4 separate regions of the Homo sapiens genome follow, and all the other regions are linked to region 4. Evidence: chromatin loops called from intact Hi-C (ENCODE). Cell type or tissue: natural killer cell. All regions are shown on one strand. Each heading gives the region's core, and the rest is flanking DNA. Links, peaks and the distances in the headings are about the cores only.

Region 1 (5,430 bases), core at 94-5,093, 260 kb before region 4:
GAATTATTCAATAAACTCAGAGATTATTTGCACTTAGAAAGTAAATTCACTATATCACATTTTAGTTATAAGTGTGTACGACAGATGATTTCTTGATGCATAGCCACTTAGCCACTCACAAAAAGACCTCCCTAATCCCTTTCTAAAGCACACTGATCTACCCATGGAATGTTGAGTGCTCAAAGTCTGTAAGACTCTCACATAAGCATGTGCATATATGTTCCCATCCATTATATCACATGTTTATCCAAAGCCTGCAGTTTACTTCCATAGCATTATTGCAATTACATTATTTAATTAAATATTATCAGTGAGTCCACTAAATGGTGAATAACTGCCAAAAATTCTTTTTTCCAAAAAAGTAATGAAAATGCTAAAAAAAGATCAGAATCAACTTTTTTATAACTCTGAAAATTAAAGTTTTACAGCAATTCAGGGTGCACTTACTGGGAAAAAAAAATGTTAAATCACAGTAAAAAGAGAGATCTTTGTGACATTTTAATTTGTTCTATTTCCACTTCTTTCTCTTTCACTCTGTAATAGCCTTAAAAACCAACAGCAAACAACCATGGTAAAAACCAATAGCCTGGAAGCCAATGGAAGGGGCAGAACGGGTCACAGCTCTTTCAAAGTTCCATTCTCAGAGAATGGGCATTATTTGACGTATCTAGTGAATCTCTAGAAGATCTCACTCACAAGCTTTATTTGACCTGACCTGACTCAGAGCTCATCTTGTGCAAACAGCCTTTTCCCCAGGAACGTTTGTCAAAAATAAGCACAGACAATTGTTCAACATTGCAGCTGCCTGAGATATTGAATAAGAGTTGGGACTTAATGATGTACTTTAATTCCTGTAAGTTTTCTTTACCCCATTCTTTTTTTCTTTTTGTTCCTCTGACTGGGCAGTTTCAAATGACCTATCTTGTTTGTGTGTTTGTTTGTTTGTTTTGAGACAGGGTCTCACTGGGTCATCCTGGCTAGAGTGCAATGGTGCCATCTCAGCTGACTGTAGCCTCAGCCTCCTGCGTTCAAGTGATCCTCCCACCTCAGCTGGCAGGGTAAGTGGGACCGCAAACACACGCCACCACAGGTACACACCACCATGGCCAGCTAATTTTTTTGTTTGTTTGTTTTTTAGAGAAGGAGTTTCAGCATGTTGCACAAGCTGGTCTTGAACTCCTGGACTCAAGCAATCCACCCACTTCAGCCTCCCAAAGTGCTGGGATTACAGGCATGAGCCACTACACCTGGCCTCAAATGACCTATCTTCAAGTTCACTGATTCTTCTGTTTGACGGAGTTTGCTGTTGAAATTCTCTGTGAAATTTTTCAGTTTAATAACTGTGTTTTTTTTTTTTTTTTTTCTGAGACAGGGTCCAGCTCTGTCACCAGGCTAGAGTGCAGTGGTGCAATCACAGCTCACTGCAGCCTTGATTTCCTGGGCTCAAGCAATCCTCCCACCTCAGCCTCCTGAATAGCTGGAAACACAGGTGTGAGCTACCACGCCTGGCTAATTTTCATTTTAATTTTTTGTGGAGACTTGGTTTCACCACGTTGCCCAGGCTGGTCTCAAACTCCTAGACTCGAGTGATCCAACCACCTCAGCCTCCCAAAGTGCTGGGATTACAGGTGTCAGCCACCATACCTGGCCCAATAGTTGTGTTCTTTAGCTCCAGAACTTATGTTTGGTTCTTTTTATAGTTTATATCTCTTTATTGAAATTCTCATTTGGTTCATGTATTGTTTTCCTGATTTTATGTAGTTGTCTATCTGTATTCCCTTGTAGCACATTGAGCTTTCTAAAGATGATTGTTTTGAATTCTTTGTCAGGAAGTTTACAAATATTCATTTCTTTAAGGTTGGTTATTTTGTTCCTTTGACACCACATTTCTGATCCTTGCAGGCATGCTTTGGTGCTGCCCATTTGAAGAAGTAGGCATTTATTTTAATATTTAAAGACTGGCTTCATCGGGGAAAGTCCTTTCCCAGTCAGTCCATCCAGAAATTCTGGGCTGGCCATCTGGTATGGTCAGTGAACAGGTTTGCTGCTAGATCCTTCAGGCAGGCTTGCCTGGTACTTGGGTCAGCAAGTTGGAAGGCCACATGCCTGGGTCCATGGGGTTAAGCCTGGAGCCTTGGTCTACTGGGGTGGACATGGAGTTTAACACCACAATGAGCTATCACTTCTCGTCTGTTAGAATGGCTATTATCAAAAAATAAAATCAGAAATAACAAGTGGTGGAGAGGATGTAGAGAAAAGGAAACTTTGTACACTGTTGATGGGAATGTAAATTAGTATGTATGCCCATTATGAAAACAGTATAGAGTTTCCTCAAAAAACTAAAAATAGAACTACCCTATGATCCAGCTATCCCATTACTGGGCATATATCCAAAGGAAATAAAAATCAGTATGTCAAAGAGATATCTGCACTCCCATGTTCAATGCAACATTATTCACAACAGCCAATATATCAACCTAAGTATCAATCAACAAATGGATAGATTTTTTAAATGTGTGTATATCCACAGTGAAGGAAGTCCTCTCATTTGTGACAACATGGGTTAACCTGGAGGACATTATGCCAAGGGAAATAAGCCAAGCACAGAAAGACAAATGATCTCACTTCTATATGAAATCTAAAAGTCAAATTTATAGAAGCAGAGATTAGAGTGGTGGTTATTAGGGGCTGCAGGGGGCGACTGAGGATAGAGATTGGGGAGATGTTGGCCAAAGGATTCAGAACTTCAGTTAGGAGGAATTATTTCAAAGAGATCTATTGTACAATACTACAATGACTATAGTTATTAAAAATCTATTGCATACTCGAAAATTGCTGAGAGTAGATTTTAAGTATTCTCACCACACACACACAAAATGTGAGGTAATGCATATGTTCATTATTTTGAATTAGTCATTCCACAATGTATACATATTTCAAGACCCTGTGTTGTATACCGTAAAAATATACAACCTGTATTTGTCTAACTAAAGATTAATTTTATTTAAAAGATTTGAGACAAACAATAGACTAATCAAAAAGCTTACAAGGAAAAGCTGGGAAGGAGATATCCATAGGGGCCTTTGAAAAGACTCCTGGGAACTAGAAGTTCATGTGCCTGTGTAGGTCATCCCAATTGCCTGAACTTCTGCTGTAATTATTGCCAAACCACATCATTTTAAAATTATATGGAAGCACATATGACAATTATGTTAGTTTCATCTCTCCAACATTATATTAACATCTAATTTTTGTGTACCACTGACTATGCTCCAGGAACTGTTGTAAGTGCTTTAGATGTGTTGACTCATTCTCATAGGTTAAACATTATTGTTACTCTCATTTTACATAGGAGAAAACTGAAGCTTAGAGTTTTTAAAATCTCAAGGCCAAAAAGCTATGAAGTTTTGGAACTGGGATTCAAATGCCAGTCTTTCAGCTCAAGAGGCCATTCTTCTGAACACCAAGGTATATCTCCTCTAGCTTGGCCTCTAGCTTATAGAAAGGGCAAAGGCTTTGGAGTCAAAGACTTGTGGATATGCCACTTTCTAACTTGGGGAAATCATTTTATCCCTCTGAGGGGTCAGGCTGATGCTACCACCTATTTCATTAAGATATTACAAAAATTAAATCCGAGTGTGAATAGAAATATACTTTGTGTATTGAAAAGTGCTAATAAAAAAAATTCACTCATTAAATACCTGGATCATGGGGAAGGTAAGAAAAACTGTATGGTAGAGCAGAGTTAGTAAGACCTGAGTTTGATTCTGACTTGAACAGTTGCTATTTCTGAGACCTTGGGCAAATCATTTCATCTGTATGGGTCTTAGTTTTGGCATATATAAACAAATGCACCTCTGAGTTCTGAGGGTTAACAAGAAAAAATAAACAAAACACCTGACAAATACAGCAAACTCAATAAATACCATGTCCCTTCCTACTCTCTTTCAATGTCACAGAGCAATGCCCTATTTCCACTCACTTAGCTTTTCTACCTAAACTTGTCAGCTTCTGACATATTACTTACTGATTTGTTTCTCTATTTTGTTTATTTTCTGTCACAGGTAAACCCCTTGAGAGCCAGAGCTTGTGTTTTTCTTTACTGCTGTATTCCTAACACCTAGAACACTATCTAGAAAATAATAAGTGTTCAGTAAATATTTATTGAAGGACCCATTATTATTATTTATTATTATCATTATTATGATCAGTGTCATGGGCTATATAACTGCAATAACAGCACAATATGAGGCAAATATTAATTAAGTAGCATTAAAGTGTATAATATGCTCTCAATCCAGTTTTCTTGAAAATTAATTTTCAGAGTACCTGAATCAGACTCATTTTTGGTACTCATTACATCAGAATTGCCAAATCAAAAGAGAGTTATTCCAAGAATTTAACCTTTAAATATATTTCACCTTTTCTTCCTTCTGTTTTCATATAATCCAGAGTCTTGTTTACCAACCATTTGAACATTCTACTACTTAAAGTAGTATAAAGTTTTGTTATAATTTGGATGAGGCGAAGATAAGGCTAAGGAGAAGATAAATTTTAAATTCAAAGGTTGGCTCTGAAATTAATTTTATTTTCTTAACTATGTGTACATGGATTAAAGCCAGAAAAAAAATTTATAACCCAGTTGCCATATATCTGAAGTCCAAATATTTTCTCTGGCCCAGAACATTTGTCATAATTTTTATGAAATGATTTTTCTAATTTTTTTCTCACTTCACTGTTTTTAAGACAACTTTGGATAACATGAATTCATTAGAGTTTAACATTTGTGGTCAGCTAACAGGCTATCATTCAAAAGATATCTAGGAAACCACCTATATGTTACAAAGAAAGATATACTTTCAGGCCACGCACGATGACTCATCCCTGTAATCCTAGCACTTTGGGAGGCCGAGGTGGGCGAATCTCTCGAGCCCAGGAGTTCGAGACCAGCCTGGGCAACAGGGTGAAACCCTGTCTTTACAAAAAACACAAAAATTAGCTGGGTGTAGTGGCATACACCTGTAGTCCCAGCTATTTGGAAGGCTGAGGTGGGAGGATCGCTTGAGCCCAGGAGACATTGCAGTGAGCAGAGATCTCACTACACTCCAGCCTGGGCGAGAGAGTAAGACTCTTTCTCAAACAAAAGAAAGATAAACTTTCACAATCAGAAAATAGAAAATACGGCATTCAAGCAACTGCCTCATTCTCATCCTAAACGATTTCACTGCACTGTGGACCTACACTAGGTTAAATACGGTTACAATTTCAAAACTGCAGCAGCAGTCAAGGCCACCCAGCTACTCCAGAGTTCAGCCTCAGCAGGAAGGGTATTCAAACCCACTCGCACACTAGGTCTTTAGCTCTAAGTACAGTGTCAGTTTAAACTCCAGTTCTTATATGTTCTGGAGGTCAGAATTTGGAAATGCTTAT
Region 2 (5,430 bases), core at 245-5,244, 84 kb before region 4:
TCTTAAGAAAATTACCAGGCTGGGCACGGTGGCTCACACCTGTAATCTCAGCACTTTGGGAGGACGAGGCAGGCGGATCTACCTGAGGTGAGGGGTTCGAGACCAGCCTGCCCAATGCGGTGAAACCCCGTCTCTACTAAAACTAAAAAAAATAGCTGGGTGTGGTGGCGGGCACCTGTAATCCCAGCTACTCAGGAGGCTGAAGCAGGGAGAATTGCAGTGAGCCGGATTGCACCACTGCACTCCAGCCTGGGCGACAGAGTGAGACTCCATCTCAAAAAAAAAAAGGGAAAATTACCTATTTGCACTTCTTGATTTCCAGGAAGGTGTTAGAGATCTTCATCCCATCCCCAGCCCAAGTCTAGACGTGTTCACCGGAAAGGAAGAAGTTTTTGAGTTCTCAGCAGTAGCTGTGGCTCTAAGGAAAGCAGTGTTGTATGGGTATTAGAGTAGTACAACCAAAGCTCTGCTGGAACAAAAGAGGAACACAGAAAGCTAGGAATGACAAGTGTTTTTCTTCCCTCTCATATGATTCAGTCAGGCTGTCTTTGACCTACATAGCCATCTGACTGGCCACTGTTTTCTTTTCTTTCTTTTCTTTTTTTAGAGATGGGATCTTGCTGTGTTGCCCAGGCTGGACTGAAACTCCTGGGTTCCAGTGATGCTCTCTCCTGAGCTTCCCGAGCAGCTGGGACCACAGGCATACACCACTGCACTGCACTGCACTTGATTAGGTATATTTTAAAATGTAAAATAATAGTGAAAGGATTCTCCCTAGTCCCCATAAACCTGGGAATGGATCGAGGTGAGGACACCAAAACTTTCCCCTGAGACATGGAAATTGCACTGAATGTTTCTTGATGGTTCTAATGCATTAAGAATTAAGAGCTCTTTGCCTAGATTACCCCCAAAATATTAAAAATAACAAAACAAAGTAGAACTAAGGAAAAATATAAGACACATAGAGAAAATGTTTTTCAAAAAATGTTATTTGACCTATGGCTAATTCTGATTTTAAAAGCAGTTAAACAAACGAAACACAACCTAGTGATGCTTACGACTGAAGAAACCATTGATACCTGAAAGAAGGGAAGACTTTAGATATAAAGGCAGAGTGGAATTTTTTTAACCAACATTTCATGCAGCAGCTCCACATGGCCTTCCCATGTCTCAATAGCTTTGATTTGTGGAAATAATGGTTATGCAATTTCCACATATTGTGCTCCAATCACAGCATGTAAGCAACAATAAAAAGAAAACAACTAAATGTACTTGAAGCTGGAGATTTTGATAAGGTTTTCTTTTCACTTCACAAAGTTTGTTAACTGGATATTTTTCTAAGGCAACTGAAATATTCCTGCTGAGTTTCAGACAGATATATGTAAAAGCAGCAAAGTGTCTGATTTTCTTAAATGTATCTATGGCAGCAACACTAGTTAATTTAGTTGTGAAAAAATAACCAAAAAGAAACTATCGGACTATAAGAATTCCACAGTTGGCAGACTGTTGGTATTTCTCTTTCTCTTTAAATATATATATAAATATATCTATAAATATATATAAATATCTATAAATATATCTATAAATATATATATTAAATATATATATGCCATCTGTTTACAAAAGATGAGAAATGTTGGAGAAAATTATTTCCCTTAGGGTATAATGTTATGGCCATTCAGAGAGAGGTCTCTGGTATTTTCAAGGAGAATTTGGTACAAGAACAAGACAGCATCAGGTCTGCACAGTCATTGGCTGCAAAAAACAAAGATGATTTCCTTTAGTCCCTGTTTTAGTTTTACTCTTTGAACTTCCAAGTTTATTTATTGTTATTATTTTTAATGTGGCACAGATTGTTTTAAGAATCAACTTGGTTCCCTTTTTTGAAGTCCTTTTTTTTTTTTAATTTGTTGAGACTGGTTTCTAAAGTGCTCCACCTCCACCACCTGTCATTAGATGGGGGGCTGCGGCTTGGAGAACACTCACAGTTCTGAGTTCAGCTGTGGACGGAATAATGAAGGGCAGCTGCAGAAGGAGGTAGAGCTGCAGATTCAGAGGTAGGTGGCAATACAGTATTTCAAAATAAAAACTACCAAGCTTCAGATCGGTGATAAATTGTCATGCACTAAGTGTACCTGGAGAAATAAAACTAATCTCTATCCATTTTAATTCTCTCAGAAGGACTTTCCCTCTTACATATAAAATCCTGGGAATTTCCCCCTCCTCATCCAGTCATTTCTATGTGATTAATCATACATTGGTTACTCGTCACTAGATGGCATTGTGCAATGTTTCTTGACAGCAGTAACTAAATTGGTAAAGTTACAGCTTGGGCTATTTTTTGGTATTTTCTTCTTTGGGATGGATCTAGAGGATCTAAATCTGATCCTGGATATGTCATCATCTTTATATGTTTTATGAGTATGGCTTTGTAAAATTTGTGTCTTCTTTGAGAGTCTTTTTCTTAGTATAACTTCCTAGTACATGAACCCAATAATTATCAGTCTTAAATGAACAATAAATAAATTCTTCCTCTAATTTTCCTCCAAGTCACATGTACAAATGTTTACTTACATTTGCAGAAATAAAATAAAGCTCAACATATCTAGGATCTCTACCTAGGCATGAAGGTAGAAAAAAATATATATGGAAATTTGCTTTATCTAAGCATGGCCAGTTGAAATCAAGCTGTGGATAAGCCATGAAGATAGAGTAATATAAAAAGATCAGTTAATGCTTTCATAAACCTGTGAAATTCACAAAGGAAATATAATAGCCATAAGTAAGTAAAACTGATATAAATGTGTTATGAATTAGTAGTCACAGTCTTGTACTTTTCCAGACATGACAAATAATTGTGACCATTTTTATTTGTTGTGTTCCCATAAACCTTATGGTGCTGAAGAATAAATTCTAATTTCTGTGCTATCAATAAAATAGGACACATTTTCCCAAGTTATAATTATGACTTAGTGACCTGAGAATTTGTAAATAACAATGGATGATAAAATTAATTATTTGGAATGAAGCTAACAAGATAAATGACAGATAGATAGATAGATAGATAGATAGATAGATAGATAGATAGATATGGTAGATAAATGCATAGCAGCTAATACAGCATTTGACATTCTGAAGTTATATAAAAACTATAATATTGATCTGCTGTTTTCATTTACTTATTTTAAAATCTGAAAAATTGTTTCTCTTTTTTAATTTGCCTTTTTATTTTAATTTCATTCATTTGTCCATTCAAAAACATTAACCAAACACCAGCTTTGGATCTGTTCAATACCAGAGATGCAAAGATAAGTAGGATACCAAATGTGCCCTCAAAAAGCCTTTAGTCTTTTATGTTAAGCATCCATAAAGTAACTATCAGAATCATTCATGAAAGAAGGAGCAAGGGGGAATGAAAGAGGGAGATATGTAATGCAAAGAGTCTTAGAAAAGGAAACAAGATGCAGGCCGGGTGTGGTGGCTCACACCTGCAATCCCAGCACTTTAGGAGGCCGAGACAGGAGGATTGCTTGAGTCCAGGAGTTTGAAACCAGTGTGGGCAACATAGCGAGATCCTGTCTCAAAAAAAGAACAAAGCAAAAAAGATGCATGGTTTATGGTCACAGCTCTAACAGTAACTCATGCTATAACCCTGGACCTCCCTCATTGTATGTTCAAATGAAATAATTTTATAGAAAAGTGCTTTGTAAACTGTAAAATGTTTTTAAAATACTAGTTTTTAAAGCTTTTTCATATAAGAAACCCACTTTTTTTTTAATAGAACTTTGATCCTTCAGGCCAATGCAGCTCCCTTTTAATTTTCTGTTTCAAAATTCCAGCTGCATACATAAAATCCATTAAATTTCCAACTCATCTTGTAAAACAAAAATTGGACAGAAGCACCACAATCTTGGAGAGAGAAAAGGCAAAAGGCTAACCTAAATGCCCAGTGATCACATCAAACTCTAAAACACTGAGATGCTCTGATTGTCCCCTTTCCCCCTTCTACTCTGCTGATTCTTGCTCTTTCTCTTAGTTTCTGCAGGTGAGAAACGTAATTTCAAGTAAATCTGTTACAATAAAACATGACAGATGAAAGACCCCCATTCTGGTCCTAGGCCATTACCTCTTCCACGCTTTGATGGTAGAAAAAAAACAAAAAGCGTTTGAATGGATTGCTAGATTAGGAGATTCAGTACAATATCATCTATTCTTAGACCGGTTTAATAGTTCTGCAAAATGCCTATTTTTCATTAAAGCCAGTCATACTGTAATCTACAATAGATAAGTCAGAAAAAGTTTTATTTTCGGTATACAGACATCATTATGTAAGAAATAAGAAACTCAAATGTATTTAAGGCCACAAAGAAAGATACATAGGTGGGGTGGGGGAGAGCATTAGGGAAAGAGCTAATGCATGCTGGGCCTAATACCTAGGTGATGGGTTGCTAGGTACAGCAAACCACCATGGCACATGTTTACCTGTGTAACAAACCTGCACATCCTGCACAGGTACCTTGGAACTTAAAAAAATAAAATAAAATAAAAATAAAGAAATTATATATTTATTTTATTTTATTTTATTTTTATTTATTATTATTATTATTTTTATTTTTTTGAGACGGAGTCTCGCTTTGTCGCCCAGGCTGGAGTGCAGTGGCACAATCTCAGCTCACTGCAACCTCCGCCTCCCGGGTTCACGCCATTCTCCTGCCTCATCCTCTCCAGGTAGCTGGGACTACAGGCGCCCGCCACCACGCCTGGCTAATTTTTTTGTATTTTTAGTAGAGACGGGGTTTCACCATGGTCTTGATCTCCTGACTTCATGATCTGCCCGCCTCAGCCTCCCAAAGTGCTGGAATTACAAGCGTGAGCCACCGCGCCTGGCCATAAATTATATATTTAAAAAAAAGAAAGATACAAAAAAAGGTGTCCTTGGTCAAGTACTTGACTGGATCTAAGTATGTGTAGAGAAGTGTTTTATCTTAATTTCCTGGTCCTTTATGTCTTTTACTTTGTTACTGCATTAAGCTGTTTGTAGTATGATGACAGCTTACCAATAAAAAAAGATTTCTATTTTTTTAAGTTTTTAAAAATTTTTAAATTCAATTAAATTTTTTTTCACCCTGCCCATCCCTCAAAATTAACTTCTAATTAAGCATTTTGGCTAAAAATGTTTCCTCAATATATTAGAAAAACCTGGTTATTCCTGGGCTCAAGCTCCTGGACTCAAGCAGTTCTCCCACCTCAGCCTCCTGAATAGCTTAGACAACAGGCATGTGCTATCACATCTGTCTAATTTTTTTTTTTAAGAATGGGGGTCTCACTATGTTGCCCAGGTTGGTCTCAAACTCCTGGGCTCAAGGGATCCTCCTGCCTTGGCCTCCCAAAAGTGCTGGGATCACAGGCCTGAGCCCCTGGGCCCAGCCT
Region 3 (5,430 bases), core at 171-5,170, 580 kb after region 4:
TCAGTTGGCTCCTGGGTTTTTTCAACATACCCCACGACTGGGATTTTTGAGGATTTCTTTAATCTCTGGCAGACACCAAAAGATGCTTCGGGCTGCATCTTGTATATTTCCTGCTTAGTGTTAGAATCAGCCATTTCTCTAAAAACCTTGATTCTTAGATCTGGGTGCCAGATACATGTGTTTTTAAATGCTCATTACTAGACCCAGACATGAAGAACTTACAAAATGATACATTTTGAGGGGATTAGAATTGGTAAAGAGAAAGTAACAGAAAACCTCCATACAAAACAAATTAGCTGGGCGTGGTGGCATGTGCCTGTAGTTCCAGCTACTCAGGAGGCTGAGGCAGGAGAATCACTTGAACCCAGGAGGCGGAGGCTGCAGTGAGCCAAGATCATGCCACTGCACTCCAGCCTGGGCAGCAGAGTTAGACTCTGTCTCAAAAAACAAAACAAAACAAAACAAAAAAACAGAAAACCTCCAGCTCCATTTTTATAGTTCAATGGAAAATTTGGGTCGCTCTTCCCTTTGGGTATGTATTATAATCCAGAAAAAAAGTTAGGGTTGTTCATTTTCATGTGATAGAGTCAGTGTGTTTGAGAAGGTGGCAAAGGCTAAAAGAGCTCCTTACTTTTATGTAGCTCAAGGTTTCTTTCTTTCTTTCTTTCTTTCTTTATTTTTTTTAGCTTTCTATTTTTCCAGCACAATTACTGTTTTCATCTCTCAAAAACAGCATATGTATCCTCGGTACCTCAATAGCAAATTAAAGTCTATATCTAATAATTTATGATACTGACCTGACAAAGTCATGAGTCCAGAAATCCAGCTTCAATAAACCATATGCAGAGTGAACAGATTAAGAAATTGTCCCTGCTAACTGAGCTCACAGCTTAGAACATCCTCTCCCTTGTTTTCCCTCCGATGTCACAGGAAGGAGACAGATGATGGAGGCAGGAAGCATTTGGACATCAATGTAATGTAATCAAATACAGAGGCATCAAGCCCCACTCACCCTGGACCTCCTCCTAGGAACTAATGTCATTAATCCACACCATGAGGAGACTGCTTTAGGAAAACCAGTCATGATAAACGTCTGTTCTATTCAAACTTAAATATCAGTGCTTCCAAAGACTCTTCCCTATATCTTTGAGATCTCAACAAACTCTGGTCCAACAATGAAGGGAGGCAGCTGGAGTTCTGGGGGAGGAAAAGTATTCTCATCCAAACCAGACTGATTATGTAAGGAAATACTTGGAATCTCATGCATACTGGTGATTAGGCTAACATTTGCCTTCATTTTCAACTGTGCACCTTCATCTTTAAGCCAACTAACACAAGTGAGAAGTCCACTTATGCACATCAGCAATGAAAGGCTCAGATCTCATGCAAACTTCTGTACAAATTTTGTCATGTCATAGTGTGTTTGCACATACTACTTTACCTTAATGTAGGAATAGCTGGGAGACTACACAGCACTGCATGTGACAAGAGCGGAAGTTATCAGTCATTAGCTGGAATGGGCAAAATGTCCAGAGATAGGAAAAAATTCAGATGGGCTGGAGTGCAGGAGTTTTGCTTAGGTCCCAGAGCTAGTCCAAGAGTACCAGATGAAAGACAAACGGCCTGAATTTGAATCCTGATTTTTCTATTCCCTAGTTCCATCAGCAGATGCAAATTATTTTATAGTTTGGAGTCATTATTTCATCCACTGTGTACTGAATGGCTGAATTTGTTCAATATCACTAATATGATTCCATAATCTAATATACTTTATTCCCAGGCATGACTGAGAGGGATAGCCTTAAAATGATCCAAATCAACAAGAGCCACAGAGAACACAATCAGACAATTGTATGGTATTAGAAAAATTCCCTCTAGCAGCTGCTGAGTTATGAAGAAGATGTTGAGACTTGAACCCAGACCTGAAATGAGGAAGAAGGGGTCTGGGAGGGATGACAGCTGGCCTCTTCTAATGTGATGTGTAATAACAGTTATGTCTATTTGGGCACAACAGACACTGTGTAGGAGTCTTCCCCGCTTCATTTCCTAACCCTTATCTTGACGAGCACACTCATGGAAGAGTCATGGAAGGCGGGACATGTTTGTTTATGTTAGGTAGTAATGTTGGTAGGTGTGCTGCCTTCCCAAGGGAAGAGAAAAACTGGAGGCAGAGAAATAAGAGCCAAGGCCCAAGAGTTACTTCTGTGGAGGCTTCTGGGTAGAACAGCAAGATTCTAATTCATGTTTCTGAAACTGAACTTATTTAATAGAGGAAGCACGTTCTACCTAGCCCTGCAGGGTAGAAAATAAGATCACAGATCACAAAGGAATTGCATAAATGCAATTCCTTGTTTTTTTTCCTTGTAAAGCCTTACTTTTTCCCTTTAAGAGAAAGAGAGGTCCGGAGAGAAGAAACTGAACTAGGCTTCTGTTCTCAAAAATGATCTAAAGCTACAAGTTTTTACTAAAGGATTTCTATGTCAAGTGATTTAAAAGCCAGAGGAGACCTTTAAAAAAAAAAAAGCCCAAAGGTTTAAGTGTATGAGAACAGCACTTCCTGGCAGAAGGATTTCCTGTTTCAGGCAACCACAGCGACGTGGAGAAACATCCGCCTTGTGGCCACAGCCTATGTTCCACAGGCCACTTCTCTGTTCTACTCACCCTTCCTCCCCAACGAAGGTGACATATAGCTTATTTCTCTGCAGGTCTTTTCTGGAGTAGCCCATAATCTGATTAAAAGCATCTTCTAGTAAGTGATCTCTTCGGATAATTAACCTGTCCATAAAGAGACAATTTAGAAAATACAAATTATTACTATACTATTAAAGATAATTTACTTATCTTTCTAGAACATTTCCATTTGCCACAATTAACTAGGTAAGAAGAATGTTACTTAATATCATTGCTGTCTGCAATAAAGTACACATTTGTCTTGAACTCTTAATAGCATTAGCAAAAGTTACATGAGAGAATCATTGGTAGAGTACCCTACCTATGACCAGTGTAAACAACCGGAGAATCCTATCTAAATGGTCAAATCAGTTTATCCCAGAAAAAAAATGATCATAAAACAACACCACACACACCACACACACCGCCCCCCGCCCATACATTTTGTTTAGTAAAGCAAGAACAACTCTATGAGGCAATGTTTTAAGTCTCAATGCATGTAGACAAGGAATTCAATTATTAAGTGCCCAGCAAGATGACTGTGAGAACAAAGAGGAAAAAAAAAATTCTCAATATCCTCCAAAGCAGAGGAGTTTCCAATTGTTAATTGTTAAATTAAGTGAATCTTGACAGTCCCTAAGGGACAGATACAAATGAATGATGAGTGTGGCAGGTTAATCTACTTGTGATGATGCCAATTAAAGTCATCCTTCCATAGATATCAATTTGCTCTTAATGTAAATGGTAATGGGCAGAGAGATGATAGGGAGGCTGAATGCATGACAGCTGGATCATCCTAGACCTTTGTAAGTTAAGTGTGAGAAAAGTAAAGCTCAGAGAAGTATGGTGTTTGGGCAGGCAGATGATTTTTTAGGGCAATGAAGGTGGATTTTAATCAAGCAAGCCTTCCTGCAGGTGGGGCAGTGAGCCATGGGGCTGCTGTTGGTCTGGTCTCTGGACCGTCTCTCAGGCACCCAGGGTCACAGGGGTGCTCCAGTGGAGACCGTCCCTCCTCTGTCCTCTCTCAGTGGCAGACTGATCTCCAGTGGGGACGTGGGACAGGGGTGAAGGCAGGGAGGAGAGAAAGAAGGGTAAGTAGGGAATGGAAACAATTCTAGGCCAAACAACATGATGATGTTTCAGTTTCCCCATTTGAAAGGAGGAGATGGATGAAGAAAGGCCGAAACAACATTCATGACATGTTCTGCTGTGAAGTTTGTTTCACAGAACTGAACAGAGCTGAGCACTATTCCTACACTCAGGTCAGTTCAGGAGACAGAAACTTGCAGTGGAGGACATTGGGATAGCTTTATAGCTAATGAATATACTATGCACCAACAAAGACATACTTTTCAGAGGAAAAAAATAAATCAGCCTTTTATTTTGCCTTTATTTTTGCATGAAAAGTGGCAGTGTCTTCACTATTTGTTTTAAAATGTTAAGCTTAATCATGTTTCATTCCAGGACTATGTTTTAGATGATCCTATAATTTACAAATTCCAAAATAATTATGCCGACTAAAATGAAGGCTAGTCATCCCAAATCACAATCAATTTCCTAGAGGCCCAACTGTGCCCTCTCCTTTCACCATCTATACATTATGTGGTTTGTGTCACTTTGACTTACTTTAACTTCCCTGGGCCTTGTCCATATCCTTTAGTCTCTAACTTCCTGTAAAAGTTCCTCAGTTTGGCTTCGAAATCCCGCTTGTAAGGGGCTGGAGCCCGGGCATTGGCACGCTGGGTACCTGCAGCAAACCACAAAGAGAGGACAATCTGGATTTGTGCCTCGTCCTTATGTTCATCACATCACCATGGACAAAAGCTATCACAATCAACAAGTCAAATGAGGCAACTGTCTTAACTTCTGCATTTTTGATTTCTGCAAGTTGAAGGATATAACAAACCTCAACCAAGGTCTTAAGTGACGTCCTCTTTGTGGCATTTTGGTTGAGAATAAAAATTCTGTTTGAATAGTTACAATGGTGCCCATGTGTTTCTCAAGTATGTTCCCCTTTTCAGTCGAAACTAATATGAGTCAAACAGAGTTACTCATGTCTAGTAGTAACTGTTAGGATGAAATGTCTTTGCTTGCTGCTGAAATGATATCATGGCAATTAGACAGGAAGTTGCAATGGAAAGTACATGGTATATAAGTAAGTGGCACCAAGAGTGAGGTTTTAATCATTCACTCTAAATTCCTCACCAAAAAACTCCTCATGAAACTTTTTTTTTTTTTTTTTTTTTTTTTGAGACGGAGTCTTACTCTGTCACCCAGCAGGCTGGAGTGCAGTGGTGCAATCTTGGCTCACTGCACCCTCCGCCTCCTGGGTTCAAGTGATTCTCCTGTTTCAGCCTCCCAAATAGCTGAGATTACAGGTGCCTGCCACCATGCCCAGCTAATTTTTGTATTTTTAGTAGAGACAGGGTTTTGCCATGTTGGCCAGGCTGGTCTGGAACTCCTGACCTCAGGTGATCCACCCACCTCAGCCTCCCAAATTGCTGGGATTACAGGTGTGAGCCACCGCACCTGGCCTACAAAACTTCTTTTAGATATGCACTATCACCAAGAATGATTTTAGACACATAATTACATAAATCTCATATTGCAGGGTAAAATCTTAATATAACACATAATTGCAAAAGGCACCTGTCTCACTTGCACAAAGTGCGCACTTGCACAAAGAATAAATAATATTAATATTTATTGGATTCTTTTTTTTTTTTTGAGACGGAGTTTCGCTCTTGTTGCCCAGGCTGG
Region 4 (5,430 bases), core at 282-5,281:
CGCCCCCCTCACCTTCCTGTGGAGGTTGGCGGAGCCTCGCGGGCCGCGCCCGGGGTGGGGGAGTGACCGCTGGGCGGGTGGCGGCGGTTAGGGGGCTGCGCGCCGGCCGCGGATGGCGTCGCAGGCGCGGGCGGGCGAGGCTTTGGGGATCTGTAGGCAGGTCTTCGGGGGCTTGGCGACCAGCGCCCCGGTTTTTTCTTCTCCAGTCCTTCTCTCTGGTCTGTAATGGGGCGAGGGGACCCCGGGATGGAGCCTCGGCACCGCTGTTCCGGACCGAGGCTAACGGACGGCGGCGCCTCTGCTCCTACTAGTTTTCTCCCGGACCAACCGAAAAGCCGAGGCGGAGCGCGGGGGTGTGAAGATCTCGGCCTGCTGGGGGTCCCTGGAGCTGAGGGTGAGGGTGGGGCCGGGTCGGTGGGACAGGCCGGGTGGGCCGGAGGTGGCGCGGCCGCACGGCTTTGTTCCGGAAAGCCCTTAGGTGGAGAGCGATGTGGGGCGCGGCAGGGGGATCGCGTAGAGGAACCTTCGCGCACCGCCTCTCCGGGTCTGGGAATCTGCTGAACTCCTTGCCTCTCCTGGGGTCCCTCGAACGCCCCAGCTAAGAAGGGCGGGGGCCTTGCCAGGGCGCGAGCAACATGACGTTCAAGGTCTTCCTGTGGCTTCTGTAAAGAAATGTTCACGTGGGAGCCTGTCCACATGGGCTGTACTAAGGATCTGGCACGAGGAAGAAATATCACTGCAGAACCTGAAGCCCTCCGTTGGAAGGGTCGTTCACTCGAGTACCTATTCTAAGTAACAGTGACACAAAACACATGTTAGAAAAAAACAAAAAGTATGGTAGGTTATACTGTTTTTTAAAAGAAACTTTTATTTATGCCTTTTGCTGTTAAGTCCTCTAATTTTACATTGGAACTGAGTCATTCTTGGAGCAAAACTAGAATAGGTTTGTATTTGTTTTCTTTTTGGATGTGTATCTAAATTGTACATAATTAAGAAAAAGCAAGTAATGGAAAAGCTGGAGATGTAGAACTTAGTTCCTTCTAACTTAGTATGCAATTGAAAGCCTCAAGTCAAGACTCCTGTGTATTGTTTTGTATTAGGACTCTATTGTACAAATATTTGAGTACCTTAATATGAGTCAGTTACTTTTTCTAGATCTTGGATCCATGCCAGACAACGCACATTCTGCAGACACTGGTTACTCCAGTGGCTCCTTACTGGAAACATATAATATCAGTGATAAGTGCTGTGAAGAAAATAAAACAATGATGTGCTGGTATGGATTTTTAACTTTTTTATGTGATGAACCACAGAATGATGGTTTTAAATGTATGAAATACATAGAATTGCAACAGAAACCAGTTATGAAATAATGAAGATATTAAATATGACATCTATATTTTAGTAAAGCATTAGTGAGGACTGTAAATGATCTTTAAAGAATTTGGCTTAAATTTAATCTAAAATTGCTATCAGGTATTTCACATCGCTGTAATTTTTGCCTGCATTCGTAACTGAAGAGATAAGTAAATGTCAGAGGTTAAGATAAATCTTTTTCTTTTTTTACCTGTCCATATTTACAAACATTCTGCGTTCCGTACATAGACGCCTGGATAAGAACCCCTGTGCAAGAATGACTTTGGTGCTACTTTAAAAAAAGTGGTTGGGGAAGACCTCATAGGAAATGACATCAATAATAGATTGCATGATAACCTATACTAGTTCTTACTGTTACCAATTTAAATTCTAACTGCTTAAAAGCTAACACGGTCCTTCCCTTTTTTTGAGCACCTGATTTGAAGTACTTTGAGTAGGCCTCAAGTGTCGTATGCAAGTACTAATCTAGGGGGTGTGCCTTTTTCAAAAGTGATTTTTGGAGAAGATAGGATGTAGTATTATAGCAAGGAAAATTCAGCATCTGGGATGATCATTTCCTTCTGATTAGAGAAATTTACCTTGTTAATATTCTGTTCACCCAACCCTTCTACCCTCAGTGTTGACCAATACTGGAAAAAATTTAGGGCTTTGGAGTGAAATTTTAAAAGTTCAAAACCTTGATCTATTAATTAGTTTGCTTACCTTGAGGAAGTTGCTTATCTTAATCTTCTATTTGAACTTCAAGTACAAAAACCCTACTCACGGACTTAACTGTGACCATTAAATGAGATAACCAAAAGGCTGAAGATGATAGTGAGTTGATTTTACCTTTTTTCTACATACAGATGTTTCAGTTCTTTCATTAGTGGTTGAAGGTCTGCGTTCTTTTTCTCCCTCCACTCCCTCCTTGACTACCCCCAGAATGAGCTTTGATGGTCTCTACTGGGCCTTTGGGGGGGATACATTATCCTGTTGTTTTTGTTCTGTTACTTATATATAATACTCATGGATTTATTTCTACTTCTCTTCCATTTTCTAATTTATAATAACATGTGCATCTTGTTTTCCCTGCCAAACTAAATTTCGTGAGGGGGTACATACTGCACAGTTTTTTTTGTCACATACTGCTTATGACACATGAATATGCAGAGCTTGTCAAGCTCTTTAATTAAGTTTAAAATGCTAATTGAGTGAATCAAAACTTAACCATTATGGTTAGGCTAAAAATGTCAGCTTGTGTTTATATAGTGCTTACCTCAGTATTGGAAATGCCATGAGTTTAGTATCAGAAGGACATTATTACTAGTGCATTTTAAAGTGATACCAGTCATAGTTGCAAAAGAAAGTACACAATGGGAAATGGAAGAGAAATGTAGGGAATCAAAACAACTAGTTTTTTCCTTTATAACGGAAGTTTTATAATTCATCTTTTATGTAAGTGTAATTCTCATTAAAAATACCCTAAAGCTTAAAGTTTGCAAGGCTGCCCAGCCTAACCCACAACAGTTTGATGCTGCCCCCTAGCGTTTGATTCCCTTCACCTTTTGCTAAAATAAGGTAATGTTTAAATTACAATTAGATTTACTTACTGCTGTAAATCTGGTCTATTTTAGTTTCCTCTGGGTAGTTAGTGTTGCTAATAAGATGGACGTAAGTGTTTTTGAACTGGTGAATTCTGATTGCTTTTAGCCCCCAGTTTTCCAAATAGGGGTGAATTTTGGGTAGAGATAGAACAATCACCAAGTTACCTTGCTCCAAAAAAGAAATTTACGTATGGGATTGTTTTCAAAGCGGGAAGTTAGCTGTGTAAATAACAACAATTTTATATATTTAATCTGGGCTTCTCCTTATCTTGAATGATATAAAAATCTACTTTCTAGATTAATTTAGTTCCATATAACTTTGTATTGCTTTGACTGTACTGATAATAAAGTTTGAAAGTGTTAAATTTACATTGTGAGCTTTTTTTTAAAATTCGAATTTATTTTCTATGACTTTTATAGAATGATTCTTAAAAAATAGTTTCAAGGACCTCTTCATAGCCACAAGATTTCCTTTTTTATATCATTAATATTATTTTATGTGAATACTATAATGAAACCCAAGTATTCAGTTTACACACAGATATTATAACACAATATACCACTACACAAAGGCAATGAACAGATAACATTCTACAAAATCTACTTTACAGAAAGGATTTTCTGTAGTCAATGCAAACTCTTAAGGTTTTAGGTTTTATTTAGATTATTGCAATATCAGTATTTCAAACTCTTTTTTTTCTTTTTATTATCCCTTATAAGTTCTATGGATAGGCCACAGGATAACTTTTAGCTTTTTCTAAAATATCCAAACATATTCTCAATAAAAAATTAGTGGAATGCTTAAAAGTATAGTAGGTATGAAGAAATATAGAATCAAAATTACAGTTTTAAATAATAGTATGTATTTATTTATATAGAGACAAGGATCTTGCCATGTTGTCCAGGCTGGTCACAAACTCTTGGGCTCAGGCAATCCTCCCATCTTGGCCTCCCAAAGTGCTGGGATTACAGGCATGAGCCACCGTGCCCAGCCAGTAATACTAAATTATTTCCAAATTAACTGCTTAGGAGACCACATACAATGTTCAGACATGTTAAAACAGGACACAATTCATTGTATCACATCAGTAATTCTGTGTCGAATACTGTTTTCCTATCAGAACGTAAGGGTTTTTTTGGATTGCCAGATACAAGGAGTGGTTATTTAATAGATTTTTAATGGTAGATATTTTTATGTTAAAAGATGTTAGAATAGGATGCTACTGGTGATACAGGTTTGCAGGCTTGTACAAGTATAAGGACAAAATCTAAAATCTTGCTCAGGTAGTGTTTATTTTCACAATCTAAAAGTAAATATTTTGTCATAACCTTTTATAATCATGTTTTATAATTACTCATTTTTAGATACTGCTGAAAGGGAGGTATCAGATAATACTTATCCTTGTATTAATATTTCTAATCAATTTTACCCTTTTATATACTCGACTTTGGGGGACAGCCCATCCCGTTAAGATTTTTAGGGATTAGAAAAGCAAGAATGTTGTAGGATGTATCCTTATTAATATCATTATGTACTTCCATAGGACGAGAAGTATTGTTATAAGAACTGTGAACTACGAAGGAGGTTAATTTTAATCCTCTATAATGAAGATTTAATCAGTGATCACTTTAGGTTTTAGATTTTCATTGAATAAAGGAAGAAGAAAAACCTCAGTCACTTTTAGTGTAGTAAGAACATCAGAGATATGTATCCTACTGTGGTGTTCCCTTTTTTTTTTTTTTGTGAGACAGTATCTCTGTTCCCCAGGCTGGAGTGCAGTGGTGAGATCAGGGCTCACTGCAGCCCTGACCTCCTGGGCTTGGGTCATCCCCTTACCTCATCCTTCCTAGTAGCTGGGAATACGGGAGCGTGTGCCACCATGCCTAGCTAATGTTTTGTATTTTTTATTGTAGAGACAAGAGTTTCACCATGTTGCCCAGGCTGGTCTCAAACTCGAACTCAAGTGAGCTACCTGCCTTGGCCTCTTGAAGTGCTGGGATTACAGGCATGAGCCACCGTGCCCAGCCTATGCTATTACTTTAATATCTATAAATAAAAAGAAACAATTTCAGATATTCCTTGCCTTCCCACCTCTAGGCTTTTTTCTAAATTCACTTTTATATATTTGAATTTTTGAGTTTTAAAATAGTGGTTTCCCCTATAATTGTCTGCTGGATTGGCACTTTAAAAAAAAATCTGTAAATTAAATTTGGATCAGCAAACTATGGGCCAAATATCCCTGCTTCTGTAAATTGTTGGAACAAAACTTGCTTATTGATGTGTGTATTGTCTATAGCTGCTCTTGCGGTAAAATACTTTAGTAGAAAAATGTTCAGTCAAATGATCAATTCATAGGTAATGTGAATTTGCAGGTGTTCTTTACCTACATAGTAGAGAAGCTTTTTGTCTCTTTCCGCTTTCCATTTTTCCTCTGCAGAGGGAATTATGCTTTATTATGCTTGGAGTCGG

The links. Hi-C counts contacts between places; a loop is a spot of excess contacts. Peaks named below come from ENCODE experiments on the same cell type or tissue, not always from the same donor. Only the 100,000 strongest peaks of a DNase experiment are listed, where the experiment ranks them.
Region 1: it touches region 4 in a loop (9-fold over the local background); 23 of 110 quality-filtered maps call a loop at or near these places.
Region 2: a loop joins it to region 4, with 10 times the contacts of the local background. A loop is called at or near these places in 73 of 110 quality-filtered maps.
Region 3: it touches region 4 in a loop (6-fold over the local background); 3 of 110 quality-filtered maps call a loop at or near these places.

What each region holds. Positions count from the first base shown.
Region 1 is chr2:195,402,152-195,407,581 of GRCh38, forward strand. No RefSeq gene overlaps it. Among named protein-coding and RNA genes, the nearest start is that of LINC01825, 130 kb to the right of the region's middle. In natural killer cell, for the core only: no CTCF peak of the experiment used is centred there; a DNase peak (open chromatin) is centred at 2,700.
Region 2 is chr2:195,574,026-195,579,455 of GRCh38, forward strand. LINC01827 (long intergenic non-protein coding RNA 1827) reads right to left here and starts at 468. Exons shown (of 2, transcript NR_187191.1): 1 at 299-468. In natural killer cell, for the core only: CTCF peaks have their summits at 2,278 (motif pointing right) and 2,481; a DNase peak (open chromatin) is centred at 2,266; H3K27ac peaks cover 724 bases.
Region 3 is chr2:196,237,788-196,243,217 of GRCh38, forward strand. It overlaps HECW2 (HECT, C2 and WW domain containing E3 ubiquitin protein ligase 2), which reads right to left. Exons shown (of 29, transcript NM_001348768.2): 20 at 4,297-4,417; 21 at 2,662-2,775. Among named protein-coding and RNA genes, the nearest start is that of HECW2-AS1, 20 kb to the right of the region's middle. RefSeq lists an enhancer at 3,422-3,471. In natural killer cell, for the core only: no CTCF peak of the experiment used is centred there; DNase peaks (open chromatin) are centred at 2,604 and 4,684; H3K4me3 peaks cover 242 bases; H3K27ac peaks cover 4,344 bases.
Region 4 is chr2:195,657,586-195,663,015 of GRCh38, forward strand. All of the region lies in intron 1 of SLC39A10 (solute carrier family 39 member 10), which reads left to right. Among named protein-coding and RNA genes, the nearest start is that of SLC39A10, 3.1 kb to the left of the region's middle. RefSeq lists silencers at 1-109, 310-409. In natural killer cell, for the core only: CTCF peaks have their summits at 2,924 (motif pointing left) and 3,123; DNase peaks (open chromatin) are centred at 626, 1,166, 1,706 and 2,876; H3K4me3 peaks cover 2,523 bases; H3K27ac peaks cover 2,508 bases.